5 separate regions of the Mus musculus genome follow, and all the other regions are linked to region 2. The links are chromatin loops, found by intact Hi-C in ENCODE. Cell type or tissue: left cerebral cortex. All regions are shown on one strand. Region 1 overlaps Pgs1 (phosphatidylglycerophosphate synthase 1). Region 2 holds the start of Gm11725 (a long non-coding RNA gene). Region 3 overlaps Dnah17 (dynein, axonemal, heavy chain 17). Region 4 holds the start of Socs3 (suppressor of cytokine signaling 3). Region 5 overlaps Pgs1 (phosphatidylglycerophosphate synthase 1).

The links. Peaks named below come from ENCODE experiments on the same cell type or tissue, not always from the same donor. Only the 100,000 strongest peaks of a DNase experiment are listed, where the experiment ranks them.
Region 1: it touches region 2 in a loop (2.3-fold over the local background); 7 of 42 quality-filtered maps call a loop at or near these places.
Region 3: it touches region 2 in a loop (4-fold over the local background); 20 of 42 quality-filtered maps call a loop at or near these places.
Region 4: it touches region 2 in a loop (4-fold over the local background); 23 of 42 quality-filtered maps call a loop at or near these places.
Region 5: a loop joins it to region 2, with 7 times the contacts of the local background. A loop is called at or near these places in 30 of 42 quality-filtered maps.

Annotation. Positions count from the first base shown.
Region 1 is chr11:117,988,217-117,993,216 of GRCm38, reverse strand. All of the region lies in intron 1 of Pgs1 (phosphatidylglycerophosphate synthase 1), which reads right to left. Among named protein-coding and RNA genes, the nearest start is that of Pgs1, 3.9 kb to the right of the region's middle. In left cerebral cortex, a CTCF peak has its summit at 3,109 (motif pointing left); DNase peaks (open chromatin) are centred at 1,354 and 3,129; H3K4me3 peaks cover 211 bases.
Region 2 is chr11:117,868,221-117,873,220 of GRCm38, reverse strand. It overlaps Tha1 (threonine aldolase 1), which reads left to right. Exons shown (of 7, transcript NM_027919.4): 1 at 1-50; 2 at 1,534-1,617; 3 at 2,121-2,209; 4 at 2,601-2,786; 5 at 3,413-3,550; 6 at 3,669-3,861; 7 at 4,479-5,000. The coding sequence ends at 4,762. It overlaps Gm11725 (a long non-coding RNA gene), which reads right to left and starts at 2,136. Exons shown (of 3, transcript XR_001780380.2): 1 at 1,788-2,136; 2 at 1,018-1,126. In left cerebral cortex, a CTCF peak has its summit at 2,386 (motif pointing left); DNase peaks (open chromatin) are centred at 206, 1,204 and 2,379; H3K4me3 peaks cover 473 bases; H3K27ac peaks cover 880 bases.
Region 3 is chr11:118,081,537-118,086,536 of GRCm38, reverse strand. Dnah17 (dynein, axonemal, heavy chain 17) reads left to right here. Exons shown (of 81, transcript NM_001167746.1): 37 at 365-469; 38 at 3,555-3,712; 39 at 4,098-4,236; 40 at 4,426-4,653; 41 at 4,926-5,000. Among named protein-coding and RNA genes, the nearest start is that of Dnah17, 45 kb to the left of the region's middle. In left cerebral cortex, a CTCF peak has its summit at 2,556 (motif pointing left); a DNase peak (open chromatin) is centred at 2,562.
Region 4 is chr11:117,967,705-117,972,704 of GRCm38, reverse strand. It overlaps Socs3 (suppressor of cytokine signaling 3), which reads left to right and starts at 3,339. Exons shown (of 2, transcript NM_007707.3): 1 at 3,339-3,830; 2 at 4,387-5,000. The coding sequence starts at 4,475. In left cerebral cortex, CTCF peaks have their summits at 2,647 (motif pointing left) and 3,715; DNase peaks (open chromatin) are centred at 2,629, 3,328 and 4,520; H3K4me3 peaks cover 2,411 bases; H3K27ac peaks cover 2,362 bases.
Region 5 is chr11:118,019,869-118,024,868 of GRCm38, reverse strand. Pgs1 (phosphatidylglycerophosphate synthase 1) reads right to left here. Exons shown (of 10, transcript NM_133757.2): 10 at 858-1,464. It overlaps Dnah17 (dynein, axonemal, heavy chain 17), which reads left to right. Exons shown (of 81, transcript NM_001167746.1): 80 at 50-275; 81 at 1,372-3,146. The coding sequence ends at 1,619. Among named protein-coding and RNA genes, the nearest start is that of Mir6933, 20 kb to the right of the region's middle. In left cerebral cortex, a CTCF peak has its summit at 2,892 (motif pointing right); a DNase peak (open chromatin) is centred at 2,895.

The DNA of each region.
Region 1 (5,000 bases), 120 kb before region 2:
ATCCCAACGACCTACAGACTCAACCACCCCAGCACACAGCATGTACATGCTTCTCTGGGCCCCTGAATGGATGGCGAAGTCAGCCTGGTGTACATGAGTCCCAGGTAAAACAGTTTCCCCCTCAACACTCCTCCCCAGCATCAACTGGGTTCAGAATAGCCAAACTGCCACCCCACAGAAAGCACCTTGGGTGGCGCAGCAGGACCATTCATCTCACCAAGCATTTTGAGGCTCCAAGTACCTGTGGAAAGACACTGGCTTGCCTTGCCTATGGGTGAGCCATGGTGAGACCCAGCCTAGCTCCCCTATTCTTAGCGGAGAGACAACCCCAGAAGCACAGTGTTGTCTGCAATTCACCTCTGAAGCCACAGTCCCAGTGCTGCCACCACCCTCGGGAGACAGTAGGACTAAAACTCCTTCCCAGGGTAGGCAACAACACACCAAGGCTCACTCTGGATGAGTACATGAATTTACTCATGTACTCATGAATTACATGAGTGGCTTCCTGACAGAGCACAGGGGATGGGTCAGCATATGTGCTCCCCACAAGAAGGACACACCAGAAGCAGGGAAAATGATGTCCCCAAAGCCCCCTCTCTGCAGTCTTCGCCAGCCTATATACCTTACCCCTGCTCTAGGGCCATGTGCTGTAAGCAGCAGTCTTGCATACAGCAGGTGTTAAAGAGAGAATACTTGCTCAGGTGTGGGTCTTGTGACCCTCCCAGACCATCTATGAAGGATAGATGTGAAGAGACAAGCCCAGCTTAGATCTCTTTTCAAGTCCACACAGCTGAAAGACCAAGATGACAGTTGTTTGGCTCTGGGGATACAAACTGTAGGTCAACCTGCTCAGCTTTGGACAGTGCTGTGAAGCTGAAAGACTGCCTGCCCTACCAGAGAACCCTCAATGGCCAGGAATGCTGTGTCCTGCACATCGGCCTCAGGGTTCATTCCCTCTGGGAAACACACAGAGTTCCTGGCAAAGACTGATGGGATCCCAGTCAAATCTGTCCAAAAACACCCCCTGCCCTTCCCTCCAAGTCTTTAAAAGAAACTGTGGTATTTGGTCATCCCATTTTCAGAAACTACTTTTTCAGAAGAGTCCACCCTCCACTCCCCCACATTTACATATTTACACGTAAAGGTAACTGATGAGAAGATCAACAGTCATAGCTTCCTGAGAAGTCTGTACTTCCTGCAGCCCTGGCAGCAGAGGCCCTTCCTGACTTCTGCCGTCTGAGCCCAGGAAGGGAAGTGATGCTCTCGGTTACTCAACACTGTGGCCACTGGACTCCCCAGCAAGCACCGCTCCAGCTATACACTGACCACAAGCTAAAGGGAAGTCAGTGACACTGGGGACTGAAGAGCTGCCGGCTACTGAGGCACAGCAGGAACTAAGCATGACATGGACCATACCTGCCCCCGAGGGCTCCCGTCAGGCTGTCTCCTTTACTGACTTAAGTCAGTATTTACAGAGAGGATTAGATATGGAAGGAACTGAGTGGTTTAATCCCAGGCAGCTCTCCATCTGCTTAGCAGCATGTGCCCAGCTGGGCCCCACTCACACCAGCTAAGTCACACTCAGGGAAACTCAACAGCAACTTACCAAGCTACAACTAAAAGTCAATCAGCTGAGAATTCTGAGAAACTATTCCTTGGTTCCAGATTCTCTCTGCCACCTGCTCTCACTGCCCTAAATAATAAATCAGGAGGCGACTGAGGACTGAGGACTAGCTCAGTGGCAAAGTGCTTGTTCAGCATATGTAAGCGTCCTGTGTTCAAACCCAGGACAACCAGAAAACGTTGACAAACTCAGGGAAGCAGAGCACAGTGAATAGTACTTGAAATAAGAAGCACTTGAAGGCAAGTGGATCAGCTGTTCGCGTTTGAAGCTAGCCTGGGCTACATAAGACGATGTGTCAAAAACTAAAATAAGCCAAAGGACAGAGCTCTAATGAGTTGGGAAGGCCGAGCCCCCACATTAGAAATGGTCAAAGGAGAGTAACCCTGCAGTGGGAAAATTCCTCAGTAGAAGTTTCTCAGGATGTCCACTAACCCTCCAAAGTCACACCGTTCAAAGACCCTTCCCTCTATGGTTACTTGGTTCCCTCTCACAAGCCAGGAATTGGACCAGTGTCTCTGTCTCGCCGCCCCTCCCCCACAAAATAAGATTTTGTTATACATAGTTAATAAATAAATATTGCTTTAAAGGAAAGTCTACAGGCCACAAGAGGATACTTTCTTGTATGGCAAACAAATTCAAGATGAGGACAGAACCCCCTCTTTATACACTTCCCACTAAGTCTCACCTGCTCCAGTAAGGAGCCCATTTTGTGCATCACTAGGCGTGGGCTTCTGAGCACTGGGCACCTCCACCTGGCTGCAGCTCACAGGCCACAAATGACCTCATCATCATTCCCCAAACCTGTGGCTTTTACTCCGGTTCAGTCACCCGACGCCCTACCTCAGCAGCATCCCCAGTGCAGGACTAACTCTTCCCTCCCATTGCCCTGACATCACAGGAGCACCTCCACCACCAATCTCAGGCCTGCGCCATTCACAAACGAAATCACACAAGGACCTAGCGTTTGCCTCCAAGGTCTCTGGCCCAGGACACTGACTTGCTCCTAGCTCCTCTCCTACTTAGCAACACTCCATCAGCTGCTAGAAATGGTTCAAGCACTGCCCCCCCCCCACGCCTGCTCACATCACCCCCCCTTAAATGCCCACTCCCCCTTCTTCACTTTGCTTCATTCCAAACAGCTCTGGGCTCTGCCACTGGGAGCCTTCCATAATCTCAGAAGCCTCTCCTGGGTGTCACTATGACCTTCCACCCTACTTTCCTGGAACTGTCTGCTCATAGGCTGAAACACTTTAAAGGCAGGGCTGTGCCTTTATCTCGCCTAGAAGAGCAATGACCCATCCACACGAGGAATAAATGAACTGTCTAGTTCTCTCAATGACAGTGAGTCAGACACTTGCTTCAGAGAAAGCAACAGTATTTCAAGATCACTAATAAGAAACGATTTTCTCATTTAAGTCTCTATGGGCACCTCCTAGCCTGAGAGGAAACCACGCGGTGAAGAACCGCTCCTCCTGCTGGCCGCAAGGATTCACCAAGTCCCCGATGACTGAGTCAGACTGGCAAGCCAGAATCTAAAATAAGTTAAGCTCATGACTACACAGAGCTATTATCAATGAATCAGTGATCAGAGAATTACAAGAAACCACACCATTCGGGGAATGAGGAATTGGGAGGTGCAGTGGAACAATGGAGAAGAATCGAAAGCCAGCAGCTGACAGTCAGTGGCCACAACTGACATAAATAATGCCAAACACCAAGGCCCCGGAGAACCAGAAAAAGCTGCCAGCCAAACAAGGCAGAGGTGGGGGACAAGACCCGCAGGGTCACCCATTGGTGGAAACACCAACCCCAGCCCCTACCCTGAGAACTGTAAAACAAAGAGCTTCTGAACACACAGCAAAGAACTCGAGTCCTAGACTGACTGTCACAAGTCTGTCACTCAACCCCCAGCCCCACTCAACTGTAGACTTAATCCTTCGGTTTAGAAATACGGAGCCATGAGTACTGCAAAGATTTTGGGGAAGCTGAGCTGCGTGTGGTAGCACATGCTGGCAGTTTCAGAGCTCAGGGGATGGCAGGAAGATCAGGAGTTCAAGGCCACCCCAAGAGAATGAAATCCTGTCTCAAAGAAACATGAGTCACGTAAGAAGTCTACAGAGACTACCCTCACTGCCACACCACACCTGCCATCCCCCATCCAGGAGCTAAGGCCACCCTTAACAACATAGCGGGCCTGAGTCAGGCTGGGCTACATTCAACCCTGCCTCAGAAAAATTAAAAAAAAAAAAAGAAAGAAAAATTAAAGATACAACTTGATCTACGTAGAAGTTCTAGGACAGCCAGGGACACAGACTGAGATCCTGTCTCAAAGGAACATTCATGGGCTGGAGAGGGCTCGGGGGTTACGAGTGTCCACTGCTCCTGCAGAAGACTTAAGTCTGATTCCTACAAGTGCATTTAACTTTAGCACCAGGGACTCCAATGTCCTCGTCTGACCCCCAAGGGTTCCTGCATCATACGCACCTACACATGGAAGCACACATAACTGCAAATAAAAATAAAATCTTGGGCTGAGTGTGGTGGCCACACCTTTAATCCCAGCACTCCATGGCATAAACCAGTAGGTCTCTATGAGTTTGAGGCCGGCCTGGTCTACATAAAGAGTCAAGCCAGCCAGCTATAAAGTAAGAACCTGTCTCAATCAAACTAACAAAATCTTTTTTTTTTAATTTTTTAAAGGGAACAATGAAATACTTCAACAAGTAAAGTTGCCTGCAACCAAGCCCAAAGACTTGTGTTCAATAATTAGGATGCACATATGGGCACACAACAAAGCTTTTCATTTAAAAAAAAAAAAAAGATAAAGCAGGAGTTGAAAAGCAAGGTGCACTCCTGTCATCCCTGTGCTCGGGAGACTAAGGAAGGAGGACCCAGTGCGCCAGGCTAACCTGGGCTACAAAGCACACACACTAGGGCAGAGGGTGGGGGGAGGGTAGCCCAGTTGGTAAAGTTATCTAACTGCCTAGCATACACAAGGCCCTGGAAATGTCCCCTATCTAGCCCATGAAATTGGGCACAGTGACACATGCTGGTAAGACTAGCACTTGTAGACAAATGGGCCATTAATTCATAACCATCAGCTACAAAGGATATTCGAAAGTAACCTGAGGTGAGGCCCTGTCAGGCCTAGGGGCACAGCTCCATGTAGAGTGCTTGCCTATCCAGAATTTGATACCCAGTGGTATAGGGGATATAGTTCATGTAGGTTGCCTGAGCCCCCTTCAGAGATCAGCACCAAAGCTGAACAATGAATACTGAGGTTTACAAACCAAAAGGAAATCAACAAAGCTTCCTAAACTGCTCCTCTTTCAGGCAGAACTTTTGAAACCTAACATTTTTCAGTGGTCTGGTGCCC
Region 2 (5,000 bases):
CGAAGCGGTTGTAGGAGACGATGATTACGGCGAAGACCCTACGGTCCACGGTGAGCCCGGCGAACAGGCCCGGGGCAGGGGTCGTTGCGGTGACCCCGGGACGCTGTCCGTGGTTCTGACAGGACAGCACGGACGCAGAGGGGTGCCTCGCTGACATTTGAGGACGCTCAGTGGTGCACTCTGCGTTCTTGTTCCTTCTCGGAGAGATCCCTGGTAATGCAGACTCTTGAGCTCCACAATGGACTTGGGGAGCCAGAATCTGCATTTTAACAGGACCACCTGGTGATTTCTGCCCACTGTCACCCAATTGCCCAGATGGGTGTTGTCCAGACTTGGCAAAGCAAGACCCCGAGATGGGCAGAGAGGAGTTCAAGGACCCACATCAGGAACAGGGAAGAACCAGGGTTTGAGACAGGTCTTACTACAAGGAGGGCTAACTACTCTCCTTCATTCATTGGCTGACTTCACAAAGACAAAATCAATCCAGCAAAGAAAGTGCTCGCTGCTCCTTCACAGGGGGGGGGGGGGGGTGCAGAATTTCATATCTAGGGAGTGCAGCGCGTTAAGGAGACAGCAAACCAAAGCCCACCCGGGGTCAATAGTCACTGCTAAGGTGGACCTCTAGTGCTGCTGTGTGTGCACTAGAGATCCAGAGATACACCAGAGATCACACTTGACCTTTGTGGACCCAGGGGTGATTGGGGCTGATCTAGAATCTCTTGACAACAAGATATTACCAGGAACTTCAAAGATGCTGAGCTACACTGCTCTCAGCAGGCACCTGGTGTAAACAGGTCACCACATCAAGGCTGGGAGGTCCTGGCCTCGACAGGAGTCTGAGGAGGGTGAACCAGGGGCTGGGAGGAGGAGCGAGCAGAACTCATCCCCGACCGCACACAGGGCTCAGGGAGACACGGGTATGTGTCCTCTGGGGACAGAATCTAGATCACTTTAGCACTGAGCATTGTGTCACAGACAGGAGAGCCACCATGGCCTTTACCCAGGCCATCCACTCACCCGCCAGCTGCACTCTTTGTGCCCTGCCCGCTCCCCAGAGGCTCTTCTTCCGTGGTGATGTGCAGAGGAAGTCCACAGGGAAACCACAAGGCCTCACCTGCCGGGGCTTCTGGGAAAGGGAGAAAAACAGGTGTGAGGTCTGGGTGGGAAAGGGGCTTCAAACCACAAGGGAGTTTCGGTGGCCTGGGGCGGGGACTGTGGCTCAGGAGGACTGACAGAGGGGCCTCTGGCTGTGGCACGTGGTTACCAAGATCACAGACTCCAAGCCCCACCCACAGGACCATCATTTCTCATCCGAGCAAATGTACCTTTTCGGAGAGAAGTGCTTAAGATAAGGTCTTGCTGTATAGCTCAGGCGGCCCTCCAACTCAGTTATCCTCCTGCTTCAGCAGAGTACTGGAATCACAGGTCTATTCTATCAAACCCTGTAACAAGTACACACGAACTGTGTGCCACGGTACAGTGGCCCGAGGAATTGCTGATTCTTGCCCTTCCCCTGCCCCCCTCCCTTCTCAGAACTGCAGGAAAAGGCTGCAGAGTTGCTTGGGGTAGAGAGGACGCTGTTTGTGCCCACCAACACTATGGCCAACCTCATCTCTGGTGAGTGTCTTACCCGCCCCTCTGAGCCCCAGCTCAAAGGGTCTGTGGCACTGGTGGGCACACACCTGGATTTCTTTTGGGTGCAACTGGTGGAGCACTCTGCATTTGGCAGTGGGAGGAGTGAGGTCTGAGTCTCTGCTACTCCCTAGCTCTTCTTCCTGGATGCTTACCTTGCAGCCCTGGCCTGGGTTGTTTCCCAGTGTGCTTCTGTCCTCTGGCTGCTCCTGGTACCCTGGGATGCCTGTTCCTGGAGGCAGCATCCTGGCACTCTTCCTTGCTGGCCATGGGGGTCTGGTGCAGGTTATTAGTGTCCAGCCTTCACAGCCTAGAATTGTGTAACACACCAGTCTTTTCAACACGTGACAGTGAGGTGTTTTGACTCCCAATTGACAGAGGGAGTCTGAGCTCACTGGGGGCCCTAGCTCAGCCTGGCCAAGCTGAGCAGGGGCAGAGAGATCCTCTGGACCCAGTTCCAAATCCTGCCCTCCTCCCATCTGTCTCAGTGATGGGTCACTGCCGGCGCCGGGGTTCCCAGGTCCTCCTTGGGCAGGAATGCCACCTCCACGTCTATGAGCAGGGCGGGGTGGCACAGGTAAGGACCAGACAATAATACCCTGGGGTTTTGGATATTCTTCAGCCAGCTAGGATGTCAAGGTAGGCCCCTGTTTCTCAGGTACCAGCCTGGAACCGGCAGAGGGGGGAAAGAGAGATGGAAGGGAGGGCCTGGGCCCAGATTTGCTCACTTGTCGCGGTGCCTTACTGCCCTCTAGTGGACAGATGGAGCACTAGCACTCCAGAAAGACGCCAAAGGGCAACGACTGAACAGAAAAAGCAGGAACCAGCAGCCTTTCCAGTTCGGATGCTGTGTAAACATGCTCAGAAGAAAGACCCTGGGTTCCAGAGGTGGCTCTGACTGCAGGGGAACCTTCCTACCCAGAAGTGCCACCGGACCCACCTGATCCAGCATCCTCTCCCACCTGCAGATCGCTGGGGTGCATTCCCACCCCCTCCCCGACCTGCCCTATGGCACCTTGGACCTGAATGAGCTAGAGAGGGCACTCACGCGGGGCTCTGGGAGTCCCTACCATCCAGTCTGTGAGCTCGTGTACCTGGAGAACACTCACAGCAGCGCGGGAGGCCGGGTCCTCCCTGTCGACTACCTCCGCCAGGTAGGCTACCTCCCCCAGGTAGGCTCCCACACAGCAGTGTCCCAATGCCAGCCCAGTGCACTCTGGGCTTCCTGTTTCCCCTGATACAGTCCCTTTCCTTAGGAAAATCCTCTCTCTGGCGGACTGGAGAGATTGCTCAGTGGTTAACAACAGTGCTCTAAGAGAGAATCTGAGCCGGGCAGTAGTGGCGCACGCCTTTAATCCCAGCACTTGGGAGGCAGGCGGATTTCTGAGTTCGAGGCCAGCCTGGTCTACACAGTGAGTTCCAGGACAGCCAGGGCTACACAGAGAAACCCTGTCTCGAAAAACCAGAGAGAGAGAAAGAGAGAGAGACTGAGAGTTTGGCTGGATCAAAACCATCTGCAATGGCATACACCTGCACACATAAAATAAAAATAAGACAACTGGAGAGAAGGCTGGATGGTTAGCATCACTTGCTGCTCTTCCAGAGGACCTGAATTATATTCCCAGCACCTACACCAGGCAACTCACAATTTGTAACTCTCGCTCCTGGGGAATCCAGTGCTTCTGGATTTAATTTAAATTTAAAAAAAAAAAACAAGATTCCAAGCCCAGTGGTCTCTTGGAAATTTTGCCTCTGAACACCACCTGCCCTTTGCTTTCAGGTGTGCCTCCTGGCCCACGCCCACGGAGCAAGGGTCCACATGGATGGAGCTCGGTTGATGAATGCAGCAGTGGCTCTGCGCATACCCCCTGCCCGCCTTGTAGAGCACTGTGACTCTGTATCCTTCTGTTTCTCTAAGGTAGGCTGTCCTTCCGGAGCCTGACAGACCTGCTTGCCTCGCTCGGGTGCTGAGGCTGAAGCTCTAACCTCATCTCAAGGGCAGGCTTTGTGAGATAGGGTCTCTTCTCTTCCCTTAGGGCCTAGGTGCACCAGTGGGAGCTCTGGTTGGCGGATCCAAAGACTTCATTGGAGAAGCATGGCGCCTCCGCAAGGCCCTGGGTGGAGGCATGCGCCAGGCTGGAGTGCTGGCTGCGGCTGCCCTGGTGGGACTAGCTGAGGCAGAGGAGGTGCTACCAAGGGACCACGAGAATGCCCAGAGATTCGCTAAAGGTGCCTGGAAGGACCCCCCCCTATCCCTTTTGCTCCCTCCTACTTGGGCCTAGATGTCCCGGGCAGCAGGATCAGGTCCCCAGCAGATCTGCACCCCAAGAGTCTAGCGTGTTGAGAGTTGGCACTACAGGGTCGGGGATTTAGCTCAGTGCTAGGCAAGCGCAAGGCCCTGGGTTCAGTCCTCAGCTCTAGAAAGAGAGAGAGAGGGGAGAGAGAGAGAGAGTTAGTTGGCACTAAGTCTCTAGGATGGGACCTTGGGTCTTCTTGCCTCACCGGCCCTGCTCCAAGGGGCACCCCACACTGGGTGCAACCAGCAGAGTCAGGAACCAGGCCAGAGTAGAGCCTCCAACTTGGGTCTTTTGTGCATGTTCTAAACATTCATAATGACCCTATGATGTTCCCACATCTGAGGCCCAGAGTAGATGACCAATCTATTTAGTGTGAGGAAGAAGGAAAAAGTAGGACTCAACTCATGTTTCTGAATGCCACATCAGGATTCAAGCTGTTTCCCCACAGGATAATCGGGGTGCCCTTCTGCCTTCCCTGTGGGATCGATCTGGCAGTGGCATGGTTGGGCCCTGGGGTTGGGGTATACTCACCACCATATCTGACTCCAGGACTCCAAGACCTGGCGTCACCCATTTGCTCTGTGGATCCTGCCACCGTGGAGACCAACATGGTGCTGGTGCAGGTAGCTGGGCTGCCTCCCTCGGAGCTATGCCAGCGCCTGCAGGCTGTGAGTGCAGAGGAGGTGGCTCAGACTGGCCGTGCCGTGCGCGTGCTGCTGTTTCCCTGGACAGAACAGTCTGTGCGGGCTGTGTGGCACCGAGATGTGTCTGCTCAGGACACGGAACTGGCACTGAAGAAGTGGGAGTTTGTGCTGAGACAGTTGCGGCCCTGAGGCCAGGGGATCCGGGACCCCGTGCTACGATTGGAGTGGGCAGTGAGATGCCTGAAGCTGTTAGCCTGGTGAAGGCTCATCCTCTCTGGAGGATGGTGACATCATTCCGTCTCTGGTTTGCTCCAGTGACACTCCTGGGATGGCCTTACGCAGTCAGGAATAACCAGGCATAAGGTGGGGAAAGCTGTGACTGCATATCCAGAGAAGGAAGCGCATAGAGGAGGCAGGCCCTGGGGTT
Region 3 (5,000 bases), 210 kb before region 2:
TGCTGACTGAAGGTCATACCAGCGTGTCCCCCTCAGGGGCCCTAGAAAAGTGAAGTCTATTGATCCTAGAAGGACTTCTGTGTGAACTCCATGGGTGTGTTGCTGACCCTGCAGGGGACAAAATGGCATAGTCACACGAAAAGATCTTCCTGGAGCCCCAGCCCACCTCAGAGGATCCCTTCCTCCATGTGCATAAAATGAGAAGACAGGGGTAGGGATTGGGGGATTTCTTAACTTGATGTTCGCTTAGAAAAAACGCTGGGACCCTGCGGGTCAGGTGTACAAGGGCGCTGTCTCCAGACACCTGCTTCCTGCAGGCCTCTGGGGGCCACTCCCTCTCTCTGATCTGACTTTCCCTTTGTAGTCCTGTGGAAACATCTACAAGGGCCTGGCACAGACGGGAGCCTGGGGTTGCTTTGATGAGTTTAACCGGATCTCGGTGGAGGTCTTGTCTGTGATTGCTGTACAGGTAGGGCCCTTCTGCTTAGTCTCTGGGTCAGTGGGGGACCCGGAGTTGTGCCCAGTTTTCCTGGCATCTCAGTCACCAGAGACCCTCCTGTCTGACCACCCCAACAGCCAAGCACTGGGCAGGGAGGTGACACAGTGAGGCCTCAGATGCCCTGCCCTGGCTCCCAGGGGCCCTTACACACAGAGGGGACAGTAAGGGTCCCATACAGGGAGGTATAACTGATTCGGCCTGGGGATGCTAACGTAGAGAGCTACTTTGGGTGTGGTAGCTCATGCCTATAACTCCTGCCACTTTGTGATATGAACCCAGGAGGATTGCCACAAGTTCAAGGCCAGCCTGGTCTATAGAACAACCTCTAGGTTAGTCAGGACTATAGATTAAGACTTTGTTTTGTAAGACAGAGAAGGGGAGAGAGAGAATATTTGATAACCCTTAGTTGGCTTTGAGATTGTACTGTTTGGCAGCAAACTAGACCAAAATGGTACAGAATGTCCAACGACCCTCCCTCTGCCTGCCACCCACACACACACACACCCACACCCACACCCACACACCCACACCCCCACACCCCCACACCCACACCCACCCCCACCCACCCCCCAGCAGGCTGTATTTATAGTCTCAAGGAAAGGAAGTGCAGAATACAGACAGCTGGATTGATCACAGCTGCTCTGCCTTATCTGAACATGGTTTGAACAGTTGGCTGCCTGCAACCGGCTGGAACTCAGCTGTGGGCTTCAAGAACTAAGTTACAATATCTCCATGCATCGGTTGGCGTTCACTAGATAATCCATGTAGGGAGAAACCCTTCCCCAAGCTGGAGCTCTGTGCAGAGGTGGCCTCAGGCCAGTCAGGTGAACTTGACAGAAGAGAATGAAGCACTCTGGGCTTTGAAGAACACGGCAGTATCTCAGTATAAACTAACCAGCCAGAGCGGATGGGGAAGGAGTGGTTGTGTGTCCAGGGAATTCCCTAACCCGGCACAGAACAGCAATGGGGAATCCAAGGCAAAGGGGGTACAGGGTGGGGGCCATGTCAACACCCCAAGCTTTTAAACTCACCCGCAGGGCTCTGTGTTTCAAACAGGAGCCCCAGCAGTCCTGGTGCCCGACAGACTGGATAGACAACGGGCTCTGAGGTCCTCCAAGGCTGGCCTCCAATCTCAGATCAGCTTGAGACCCCACCTGCAGAGCCCTAGGCCAAGGCCCGACTTTGGAGGTCCTCACGAACCAGGCCTAGCCGCTTGCCCCAAACCCAGACAGTAAAAAAAAGGAATGATGGATAATGGGGAAAGGAAGATGGTACGGGTCAGGGGAGTGTTAGCAAGAGTTCCAAGGCTACACAGGAAGGGTGCTGGGTACACACACCTAAGCACTAGTGCGCAGTGATGTTCCTAGCATAGAAGTGACCACCAAAGAGAGTCTAAGAAAGGTTGAGGTGACCAGTTCTCAATCTGCTGTCCCTTACCGACCTGTTCACCCAGAGCTAAGTCAGTACATTGTAGCGGAAGCAACATTGTAGCAGAAACAGCTGCTACTCTTGCTAGAATTTCAGTAGGAAAAACCAGTAGGGGTGGGGGTGAGGGCAGGGCTCCTGAACACCCAGGTGGTGAGGAGATACAGGGGTGAGAGGACCCACAGGCTGGGGAAACCTCACCTCTAGAGCTCTCATCAGCCCCCCTCCCACTCCCCAATCTGAGAAGGGCCAACTGAGTTTGCCAAGGTGATAGCCACGCCTCCACCCTATCCTCCCAGGGTCAGTCACACACCTCTGACTCTCTGACTCAGTATTCACTCCCAAGTCATGGGACGAACCCTAGGATGTTCCACGGCACCTGTTTGATGATCTGAATATTTGTGGACACAAAAGAACAGGGACCAAAATGCTAGGAAGGTCCTAGCAGCAGGAGATGCTCCCAAATTCTTGCCCTCTAGTCCTGCCCAGGTGTGAGCCCTGTGGGCTAGAGACTGGGCGGAAAACCCAGCATCACCCAGAGTCACCTACCAAGTCCAGGCGAGCAAGATTTGGGCTAGGGGGAAAAAAAAAATCCCATGGCTGAGAGATTTCAGTCACGAGCCTGGAGCGCCCCCCAGTGGTGATCTTACAGTTTGCCGCTACCTTCCTTTGGTTCCTCTAAAATCCCAAGCAGAGACCAGATTTCTCCGTCCTGGTAAGCAGGAGATGGCCCCAGAGACTCTTGGATGCAGAGTGGCTACTAATAGGACTCTTATGGGTTCTTGTCAGAGAGTTGACAGAATTTAGCCAGGGTCACGGCCAGAGGACACTCCTGAGACAAAAGCCCAGCTGAGGTCGGCTGTATAACACCACGAACAACAAGATCACAGCGGTGGAGGGCAGAAGTCAAGGGCAATGACAGAGTGAAGGCCACTGCTAATTCACAGCCACCACACTCTGTAACTGGCGCGGGGGCTTGGGGGTGGGCCGACAACCCAGCCAATAAAATGCTTACCACACAAACCCACCGGCCTGAGCTCAGCTCCTAAAACCCAAATAAAAAGCCAGATGTGGGCACTGGAGAGATGGCTTTGGGGTTAAGGGCACCAGTTTCTTTCTGAGGACCTGAGTTTGCTTCCTGACACCCATGCCAGGTGGCTCCCAGCTCCAGGGGATTCCGCAGCCTCTGTGGCCTCATCAGGCAGCCAAACACACGGGCATACAGACACAAGCACACACATAAATCTTTTCCTTAAGGGGGGGGGAGCCAGATGCTGCCAGGTCTTTAATCCCAGAACTCAGAAGGCAGGGGCAGATGAGTCTCTGTGAACTCAAGACCAGCCAGGACTACATAGTGAGGGCCTGTTTCAAAACACAAAGCCAGATGCCAGATGTGTAATTCCAGCACCGTGGAGGGGGAGACAGAAGGATCCCTGGGGCGCTCTGACCAGCCAGTCAGTTGGTGAGTTCCGAATTCAACGAGAGACCCTGTCTCAAAAAAGTGTAGAGCAATAGAGGAAGACACTGTTGCTGTCTGGATTTCGCATATGTTCATACCCACACATATGTGCACACATTTGCACACACAAATGGTTACATTTTAATGTGTGTGTGTGTACCAACTGTCTAGGTAAAGTGTGTCCAAGATGCAATTCGGGCCAAGAAAAAGAAGTTTAACTTCCTGGGAGAGATAATAAGCCTTGTCCCCACCGTGGGCATCTTTATCACCATGAATCCTGGCTACGCAGGGCGCACGGAGCTGCCGGAGAACTTGAAGGCCCTATTCAGGTGACAGAGGAGGGATCCGGCAGTGTCCCAGGCTGAGGAGTTAGTGGAGGAGGTGGAAGACCCCAAGGCTAGCAGCTCCCAAGATGGAGTAGGGGTAACAGGACAGCAGGCAGGTCCTGGGGCTCCCCAAGTGGGGGAGGGGGGCGCGGTCCACAGCCGAGACACTGGCTATTCTGCTTAAGGAGTCTCAGAGGAGTCGGAGCAGGCGTGGGGCCTGGAGCTTCCTGAGCTGGGTGTGTGGATGGATGGGGGAGGCTGGAACCCGGCTTCATGTACCCTGAAGGTTGACTGGCAGGGACACGTGGCCCAGGGGAAGAGGGGCGGCTGGCTGATGAGGAGCCAGGGAGGTGAAAGCGGGAGAGACAGCTGCTCGGTCACCTCTCAGGCCCTGTGCCATGGTGGTCCCTGACTTCGAGTTGATTTGTGAGATCATGCTTGTGGCCGAGGGCTTCCTGGATGCTCGCCTCCTGGCCCGGAAGTTCATCACCCTCTACACCCTGTGCAAAGAGCTGCTCTCTAAGCAGGTGTGGTGTGTTCTCCCAGCCCCTAGGGCTCTTGGTCCAACCTCGGCTGGGGGCGGGGGGGGGGCGGGGGGTGGTGATCCATACTTATGTCTCTGCCCCTCCCTAGCCCCGAGATGAACTCTGAGCCTGACAGTGCCAGATGACCACAGTCAGACGACAAGTTCACATCCGAGTTCCCACTCCCCGCAGGACCATTATGACTGGGGCCTTCGGGCCATCAAGTCTGTGCTGGTGGTAGCCGGCTCCTTGAAGAGGGGAGACCCCACCCGGGCAGAGGACCAGGTGCTCATGAGGGCCCTGAGAGACTTCAACATCCCCAAGATCGTGACTGATGACCTGCCCGTGTTCATGGGGCTGATCGGCGACCTCTTCCCAGCTCTGGACGTGCCCCGGAAGCGAGACCTGAATTTTGAGAAGGTAATTCTCTCCCCTCCCCGACGTACACCTCCGTATCCATCCTGAGAAACTTGCCCTTGAGTGCTGCAAGAATCGGGGGCAGGGGGGAAGAAAGTTGCTTCCTGCTCCCCAGCCAGCCCCAGGCTTCAGAACTGATGGCCACAGAGATCTGGAGTCGGGGTTCCAGGGCCGTGTGAGTTCTGGGTGAGATTAGGGGCACAGCTTGGCAGCTCAGCCACAGAAAAGGTTGCCTTCCCGTGCCCTCTTAACCCTGCCACTACTGTGTCTCCCAGATCATCAAACAGAGCATCGTGGAGCTCAAGCTTCAGGCAGAAGACAGCTTTGTGCTGAAAGTCGTCCAGCTGGAA
Region 4 (5,000 bases), 99 kb before region 2:
TTTCTGAATTATGATCTTAGGCCCTATATAGGGCCTTCACTAGGCCGCTAAACTCAGCCCCTTCTCTAAGCTCAGAGCCCCTTCCCCTCTAAGCTCAGAGCTGTTTGTCTTCAAAGCCTACACATGGAAGGAATTTTCTTTGTTCTGGGCTCTCACTGCTGGGTCTTATCTCAGCTTTTCCCAAGGCAGGCAGCCATTATGAAAAGACCTGGTCACCTAAAATCCACCTCAACGCCTCTCTACAGAGCCTGGAAAAAATCTTCAATATCTAAAGTAGTTGAGCCAGGTGTGGTGCTTCACGCCTTTAATCCCTGGTTGAAGGGGGTGGAGGTAGGTGGAGGCAGGAGTTTCAAGCTAGCTTTGTCTACAGAGCCAGTTCCATGACAGCTAGGACTACACAGTGAAACCCTACTTGGGAAATAGGAGGCAGGAACTGAGGATGGAGCCTAGGACTTCCTGCATGCTAGGCAAGCATTCTAGAAAGTGGGCAACATCTGAAGCCTCAAAGGTACTGTGCTAAGCACCTTAGTCCCCACAGCAACACAGGGGAGGCATTCTCATCAGGTCAGCTAACACACAGTGACATCACAGAGTCACTGAGCAGTGGAGCCACAGAACAGCTGAGGTTCCTAAAAGCATGCATGACACCCAGCTTACCCACCCATCTCAGGCCACAGCAGCCTGAGAGAGCAGAAGAACACCTGCTGGTCCTGTCCCACCTCTCCTCTTCAAACAGCCCCACATCCTCCAGTTTTGCTCTGGGTGGAGCTCCCTGCTGGCCCTGCAGAGGGAAGGCTCTCCTAAGCATCATCTATCAGAACGTCTTCAAAAAAAAAAAAAAAAAAAAAAAGCCTCTCCAGCCAGGCTAGCTCTAACACCATTTCTTCCCCTTCCCCTCTCTCAAATTCACTTATCTTTTTTTTTTTTTTTTTTTTTTTTGGATTTTTGAGACAGGGTTTCTCTGTATAGCCCTGGTTGTCCTGGAACTCACTTTGTAGACCAGCCTGGCCTCGAACTCAGAGATCCACCTGCCTCTGCCTCCTGAGTGCTGGGATTAAAGGCGTGCGCCACCACGCCCGGCTAAATTCACTTATCTATTTAATGTATATAGGGTATAGGCTGCCCTTGAACTCACAAAGATCTGCTTGCTTTGCTTCTGGAATACTAAAGGTGTGTGCTACCATCACAGGGACCAAGATTTATTTTAATTCTGTATATGTGTGTGTGTGTGTGTGTGTATGGGGGGTGCACATGAGTACAGATTCCCTTGGAGGCCTGGGGTGGCTTAGGACTGGGGTTACAACAGTTGTGACCCATCCTACATAGGTCCTGGCACCAACACCCCCCCCCCCCCCCCCCGTCTTCCAGAAGTGCAGCAGGTGTTCTTAACTGCTGAGCCAGCAATCCAGCCCCTGACTTCCCTCTCTTACTTAAGAAGCTATCACAGTGTCTCACTGGGTCACAATCATGACTAGTCCTTGCTCATGGCCCACAGCCTCTTCCCCACTGTGGGTTTTGCCCCGCAGCTCTGCCGCCCCAGCGCTGCACCCGAGGCCTGACAGAGCCAGGCACGAAGTCAGGGTTTGTGGAATGGATGAATGAACTTGACTCGTGGCAGAGCATTGTAATTTACAAAGCACTTTCCCATCCATTAACTCCAGGGCTATTTCCTAAGAGTCCTCCCTGTCCTCCACTGCCCTCGGCTCAGAAGCATACGGTCAAGGCAGTGGCTGGGGAACACTCCCTGAATGAGATCAAGGAGGGCTTGTTCACAGAGAAAGGGAGAATCCATTTGGGGAGCCTGAGAGTGACTCGAAGGCAAGGACTGGGCCTCACCTGTGGGATCTCCATCTGTGAGCATCTGCTCATCAGACCAGTGTGAGATATTTTAAATAAGGCCCCTAAGCCTCTTGACTACTGGAATTGCCAGGGGCGGGGGACAGATGGGCACCCATCCCTATTTAACAGATAACAAGACTGAGTCCAGAGAGGCAGTGCACCTGCCCTGGTCTCTCTTAGTTCCTCAGCATCAGTGGAGCAGATTGGACACAGTGGGCCAGAAGGGAAGCAGGCAGCCCTCCCTCCTAGCCCAAGCTACTCTGTGTAGTCAGTTTGCCCTCCTACTGGTGTTACAAGAAGCCTGTGGTATCCAAGAGGGCAGGTCAGAAAGCCCACTGAGAGCAGACACTGTGTGTCACTTAGCTGGTTCTCAGGTGGCTGCCACTTCCTGCTGCCTGTTGCAAAACTCGACACTAGGCCTTTATAGATACTCACGTGACCAGGAGTAAACAACCTTTCACCTCAATCACCTGCTCTTATCAATACTCCCTCTCCACCCCACCATCGGGAAAGTTCAGACACCTTAAAACGTAGAGGCAAGAGAGGGTCCATTCTGACACCTCAGCGACTTTCAGGCAGTGGCTGAACCCGTTACAACGCTCTGTGGACAGTCCTCCTAGTCGACATTCCTTCTCAGGTTTGACCCTGTCCTGGGAAGTGAGGCTTCTCTCTCTGGGTTCCCCACTCCTGTTCTTGAATAAGGAGCCCCACAACCTCTTATTCTCTCTATACAGAGCCTGGGAAACAGCAAAACTCGGCTCGCCTACAAGACTCCAGCGCGCCCTCTGGTGGACTCGGGGGACGAGCATGGGATGAGGGTTTCTTTCCTCTAGCTCCCCCACCGCGCCGAGAGTACCTGGGCGGACCCACAGTTCGCCACGCAGGTTGGGAGGCCCAGATGAGTGATAAGGTAGTAGTTAGCTGCTCCTCCCACCCCACTCCCCAAAGGACATCAGCACCCACGTCTGTCACCGAAGAACCAGGCAATGGGCGGATGAGCTGAGGCCAGGTAGCTGCTTCTAAGTCAGTGTCTCCTCCACTTCTGGATCTCACAGCTTCATCTTTTGGACCTGTCTACAGGTAAATGTCGCGCATCCCCCTCCTCCACTTCCTAGGTCCCCAGTGGGCTGGTGGCTGAATGGTCCTACGTCCCTTTTGGTTGGCACGGGATGCTTGGAACTGTACATGAGGACCTCGGAGTGGCCTGGGTGCAGAGGGAGGGGAGCGTCCCCGCGGGGATCAAAAGAAAGGGAAGGGGTGCCAGGAGGGAGCCTCTCCCGGCTGGCCTCCTAGAACTGCCCGCGCGCTCCCATCGCGACGCCCCCGCCTCTGCCAGAAACCAGCCTTCTTAGAAGGGAGGGGGGGGAAAGTGTGAATGAGAAGTTGGGGGCGGAGCGCGCGGGGGAGGGGCCGCTGCCAGGAACGCTCGGCCAAGGCTGGCGCCGCGCCCGCCGGTCGGGCAGCCTCGCGCCGCGCTTTGTCTCCCTCTCGGTGAGTCTCGGCGGGTCCTGGAGGCCCCAGCTCCAAGCCCGCCCTCCGCGGCCCCTCCCTCGCCCTCCGCGCACAGCCTTTCAGTGCAGAGTAGTGACTAAACATTACAAGAAGACCGGCCGGGCAGTTCCAGGAATCGGGGGGCGGGGCGTACTGGCCGGGTAAATACCCGCGCGCGCGGCCTCCGAGGCGGCTCTAACTCTGACTCTACACTCGCCTGCTCTTACGACCGCTGTCTCTCCGGGCTCCCGGACGCCCCCTTCCCGGCCCAGCTCTCCGTCGAGGTCCCTCGCCCAGGTCCTTTGCCTGATTCGCCCAGGAGTGCGCCTCATCGGCCCGGGGAGCAGCGAAGCCAGAGGGGGCGCACGCACGGGGAGCCCCTTTGTAGACTTCACGGCTGCCAACATCTGGGCGCAGCGCGAGCCACTGCTGGCCGCCGCCTCGCCTCGGGGACCATAGGAGGCGCAGCCCCAAGGCCGGAGATTTCGCTTCGGGACTAGGTAGGAAGGAGGGGCGCGGTGTGGGGAAGGGTGGGGGCCTCGGTCCAGCTCGGGAGCTTTTCCCGGTTTCTCCTCCCCTTCCCGGGTCATTCCCGGTAGGGAGGGGACGAGGTAGGGGGCAGAGCGGATGAGAACCGAAGATCCCTGATTCCCGTCATACTCAGACTGGGGCCCTCGGGTTTCTCCTGTCCCCTCTCTCACATATCTCGGGTTTGGCACCCCCCTTTTTTCGCCCTCGCCACTGAGGACACCGGACTGAGAGGCGCCCTGAGCGTCCCTAGGGCTCTTGTGTCTCTCCCCATCCTGGCCGCGCTCCTGGAGACCCAACTTCCACGCGCGAGTTTTCTCTGGGCGTCCTCCTAGGGCGGGCAGGGGAAGAGACTGTCTGGGGTTGGCCGGCAGTGACCGAGGACAGTCGAGTTCCGCGAGGTGGCTGGGCCTGAGACACGGTCTAAAGCGGGGCAAAGGGGTGCCCCGGGCGCTAGGCGGAGGCTGGAGGGCCGGGCACGCTGGAGGGTTCCGGGCACTCACGCGCCTCACGCTTTGCTCTCTGCAGCTCCCCGGGATGCGGTAGCGGCCGCTGTGCGGAGGCCGCGAAGCAGCTGCAGCCACCGCCGCGCAGATCCACGCTGGCTCCGTGCGCCATGGTCACCCACAGCAAGTTTCCCGCCGCCGGGATGAGCCGCCCCCTGGACACCAGCCTGCGCCTCAAGACCTTCAGCTCCAAAAGCGAGTACCAGCTGGTGGTGAACGCCGTGCGCAAGCTGCAGGAGAGCGGATTCTACTGGAGCGCCGTGACCGGCGGCGAGGCGAACCTGCTGCTCAGCGCCGAGCCCGCGGGCACCTTTCTTATCCGCGACAGCTCGGACCAGCGCCACTTCTTCACGTTGAGCGTCAAGACCCAGTCGGGGACCAAGAACCTACGCATCCAGTGTGAGGGGGGCAGCTTTTCGCTGCAGAGTGACCCCCGAAGCACGCAGCCAGTTCCCCGCTTCGACTGTGTACTCAAGCTGGTGCACCACTACATGCCGCCTCCAGGGACCCCCTCCTTTTCTTTGCCACCCACGGAACCCTCGTCCGAAGTTCCGGAGCAGCCACCTGCCCAGGCACTCCCCGGGAGTACCCCCAAGAGAGCTTACTACATCTATTCTGGGGGCGAGAAGATTCCGC
Region 5 (5,000 bases), 150 kb before region 2:
GAGCGGCTTCTGGGCCAGGCTCCCCTCAGCAGCTCACGTTTTCTTCCAGGAGCTTGAATCCTGGACCACAGACTTCGCCCTGCCCACCACTGTGTGGCTAGCTGGCTTCTTCAACCCACAGTCCTTTCTCACTGCTATTATGCAGTCCATGGCCAGGAAAAATGAGTGGCCCCTGGATAAGATGTGTCTGTCTGTGGAAGTGACCAAGAAGAATCGGGAGGACATGACCGCTCCTCCCCGAGAGGGCTCCTACGTGTACGGGCTCTTCATGGAAGGTAACTTGTCTGTCCAAGAAGCCTCCAGAATCACGTCCACTCAGCTGTAAATGAGACAGGGCGGGCACAGTCCCGGGCAGGGGTGGGCTTGGAGCCACACTGAGCCCTAGAGGGGACTGAGGTGTGGAGGCCTGGAGGATTGCTAGGATTTCATGGGCAGTAGGAAGATCCCATCTCAGAAATAGAGACAACACTCATTCCAGCCAGCTCTAGCCCAGACAGGAGCATCTGTGTGCAGAAAACTTAAACCACTCAGTCGTGATGAGGAATGCGGCCTCTAACCTCAAACTGGAGCTTTGCTGAGTCTGGGGCTCAGGGCATGTGGGCTGATCCCCAGCTAGTGGTGGGGGGGTCACCTCTGCCAGCATTCCTACTGAGGTTCCCCTAAGTAAAGGCTTCAAGGAGGAAGACTGTCCAGGCCACCCACCAAGCCAGGACAGCAGGAGGGAGATCACTAGGGCACCCATTAGAATCTACTCTGCAGCCAGAAGGCTGTTTTCTTGGAATCACAGTTCCATCAATGCTGTGTCAGGACCAGGCCACCCAAGGGTCACGCACCCACATCACTTGAGCAACACAACAGCCATTCTCCATGTTTATTGTGATTCCAATGCCACGCAGGACACAAACACCATTGGCTAGGATAAGAGACAACAGCAGTCTGGCTAAGGGCAGATAGTGTTTATATGTGCATCTATATATAACTTATTCCCTATGTACACAGAGAGTAGACATTACACAGGAGGGATCAGGAAGGAACATTGCTGGGATCTGAGCTGCGGTCAGTTTTCTCTGCCACTGACATTGAGAAGGCTGAGATGAAGCTCTGAGAAGATGCAGCCTCAGAGCCATTACGGCATGCAGAGTCACCTCGGAGTCCTTGGTTCACACTCCTCCATGTTTGGCACTCTCAGACCCTGGCACCTGGCCTGAACGCTTCATGGCTCCCAGTCACTGGCCTGTCTCTGAAAAGAGTGGGGAGGTTGGAGGCCAGGCCTCTCTCCCTACCGTGCCTCCCTTTTTCACGGTCAGCATCCAAACAGTGGGTTCTGCCTCCCCTAGGGCACCCAGACCCTCAGCTCCATTGTCCCCACAGGAGCTCGCTGGGACACCCAGACCGGAGTCATTGCTGAAGCCCGGTTGAAGGATCTGACCCCAGTCATGCCCGTCATCTTCATCAAGGCCATTCCTGTGGACCGAATGGAGACCAAGAACATCTATGAATGCCCCGTATACAAGACGCGTATCCGAGGACCCACCTATGTCTGGACTTTTAACCTGAAGACCAAAGAGAAGGCAGCCAAGTGGATCCTGGCAGCTGTGGCGCTGCTCCTGCAGGTGTAGCCCTACCTACAGTGTGACTAGGCCGGTACCGATCCTGCCTGGTTCTAACCAGAAAACAGACACATTTTACCACTTTTGACTTCTTACAAACCCAGTGCTCCTGGGCTATGGAGCAGGCGTGGGGGTGTCAGGGGCGGGGTGTATGTGTACAGATTAAAATGCTTGCAATCATTGTGCCCGTCTGATGCACTCAGTTCCCAATGCCACACACAGCAGTGAAGCCTGATTCCCAGCAGCTAAGGAGCCAGCATCCTGGGAAACAAACCCTGAATCTGACTTTCAGGAGCCCAGGAACTTGGCTCGCGCAAGCAGGAGGTGGGGTCAGGGTACAGCACACAAAGTGCCACAGCCAGGGCATCAGGTGCTCCCTGCACACAGCAGCATCTACACTGAGCTCAAGAATAAACAAGAGCCTGCAGTAATCCCCATGCCTGCCTTCCCAACTGCTGTCCCAGAACTGAAAAAGCCAGCCGTGACAGACAGGTGCCATGCAGCCACCCTTCCCACAGAGTAAGGACAGCAGGAGCTGTCACCACATGCTGTGCTCTGGGGTCCCGGGTTTCTCCTGCCTGCAGTAGGGCAGCAGCAGTACAGACTAGGGCCCTCCCCACCTCGTACTTGTGCCGGTCCCACCCCACCTAGTCACACACACCCTGCAAATGCTCCAGACCCAGCTGTGGGGTGGCTGTGTGGACCTTGGTTCTCCACCTAACATGCACACAGGCATGCACAGACACCCCTCGGAGACACAGCAGACTGCAACCCCTTTCAACAGCCCTCCCTCTTCAGTAGGTACCCGCCCCTAGTGATGATGGGCAGACAGGTGGGCTGAGGCCCCGCTGACTGACTGAATCTATCAGAACCATCAGCAGGAAAGAGAAAAAAGCCAAGCCTCAGAGACAGACAGTACTGATGCCAAGCTAACACACAGCAAGGCACCCAGGCTACAAACAGGCGGCAGGACATTGGGAGATAGGCAAGAGGACACCAGGGGTGATGGGAAACAGCCAGCAAAGCCTCTAGCTCCAGTAAGGGGGGGGGGGGGCTCCCTGTAGGGCAGGATATCACTTTCTGGGTTTCTAAGCCTTCAAAGTTGCAAAGCAAAGCTCAGCTCCTTGGGCACTGCCCCACCCCAGCCTGTCTGATCTGGGACCAGGCGCCTGAAGGACAGTCACCTAAGGGAAGAGGCCCTGGTATCTGAGCCCCAACCAGGGACAGAGGGACTCTAACCTCCTTGGGGAACCCTAGCTGCTGTGCACTGCCTCTGCTGGCCAGGAGGGGTCACTGTAGCTCCCTCATGTGGCACAGCCAGCAGGCTCCAGGCAACTTGTTCCAATCCTTGGTAATAACACAAAGTGAATTTTTCTAATTTTGCCTTTGAAGCCTAAAATAAAGCAGTAATTTATTCCACACATACAAATTGTGAGTTGACAAAATTATCTCCAAACTTTCCAAAGGCCAAGCTACCTGCAGGTATCTGGAACAAAGTGCTGGATTCAGACTAAAGAGCCCGGACTGCAGAGAGGAGGAGTCCCAAAAGGCCTGAGAGTCACCAGGGGCACAGAGCAGAGGAGGGTCACTCTGCCCAGTGCTGCTCATTCGAATGCCAGTGCCCTATACGCCCAGCCCCCTGCAGTTCCTGTGCTGGTATCAGTTATGCCTGGGTCGCACACAATGCTGAGCGCTGCTGCCCAGGACAGCACTGCCCCACCTTGTAACTCCAAGCAGCAGCCGTCCTGGCTATGTCTGGGTGTTTCTGACTCTGCAGGGCCCCCTGCTACAGCCAGTCACTGGTGGCAAGGCCAGCCAGCCACAGCTTGTTGATCTCAACAGAGGCAGCATCACTGCTGTGGGGTCCCTATGGTTGTTCCCTGCACAGCAGGCTGTGCTGTAGCGAAACTCAAGTTTCCAGCCTCCCAGACACCCTGGAGAGGAATGGACAAGAGAGCAGGCTTCTCAAAGTGCACTGGAGGGGACCTGCTGTGAGGAGGGACACAACATTTGAACCGGCTTATCTATCATAAGCTGGAACCTAACTAGATGGTGGTAGTGCACGCCTTTAACCCCAGCACTCGGGAGGCAGAGGCAGGCAGATCTCTGAGTTCGAGGCCAGCCTGGTCTACAGAGTGAGTTCCAGGACAGCCAGGGCTACACAGAGAAACCCTGTCTCGAAACCATCCCCCACCCCCAAAAAGCAACAGCAATAGTAACTTCAGATCTCATGTCAAACCAAGAACACTACAATGAGCCGGGTTCAGTGGTACATGCAAGTGGTCCTAACACTTGAGGGATCGAGGCAGGAGGATTGCCATGAACTTGAGGCCAGCCCAGTCTTATTTCTCCAGGCTTACGCACATTGTCTGGTTAGGAATTCATCTGTATAGAGTGTGATGGAAACGGTAGGCACTGGGTTTAGAGACATATGGACATGTGTCACCAGCCTGGCAGAGTGGCTGCTGGAGGGAGGCTGGCCCTCAGGTACATCTCATTCTACTTTCGTATAATATTTAAGAATGACTGAAAAATAACTAAAATAGTGATTAAAGGTTATTTTGTTTTTCCAGACAGGGTTTCTCTGTATAGTCCTGGCTGTGTTAGAACTCATACTGGAGACCACACTGGCCTTGAATTCACAGACATCCTCCTGCCTCTGCCTCCTGAGTGTCGTGATGTATAATCACTGTCCCTGACTGATAAAAGATTTTTTTATTTTAAATGGAAGTATTGCTAGGCCTGGTGGTCCATGCCTTTAATCCTAGCACTTGAGAGGCAGAGACAGGTAAATTTCTGTGAGCTCCATGCCAGCCAGGGCTAACGAGACCTTGTCTCCAAGTAAATACAGTAAAAATGAAGGCATGAGAAAGAAAGGCAGGAGCAGAGAAGCAAAGGTCCCCAGGCAAACCCCTCTACCCTCCAGGATGCATCGGGTCCTGAGAGCCCATGGCTTGCGCATGGTAGCCAGCTCTGCACAGCAAAGCAGCTCAAGTAAGGCCATGCTCCCACCTGTCCAACCACATCCCCTACTGCCCAGGCTACTACATGAGCAATGGGAGCATCAAGCTGCCTCCCTGCTATCACAGTAACCTGCTGCGGATCAGGGAAGACAGGCTGTCTGTCATGCTTTGTCCCATCCCATCACCTGTGTGCCCGAGCACACACCACACGCAAGCTTAGCTCTCTAGAACAGCTCCTCCATCTTTAAGCACTGTCTGTCACAGGGCCACACCACACTGCCTAGAGCAGGGAATGGAAGAAGCCCCGCTATGGCCCTTGCCCCAGAACCCTGTGCAGGGAGAGCAGGAGGAGATAGGTGAAGCTGGCCTCACCACAGGTGGTCCCAGCCCAGGACGGGAGGAGGGAGGAGCAAAGTCCAGCGCTTAC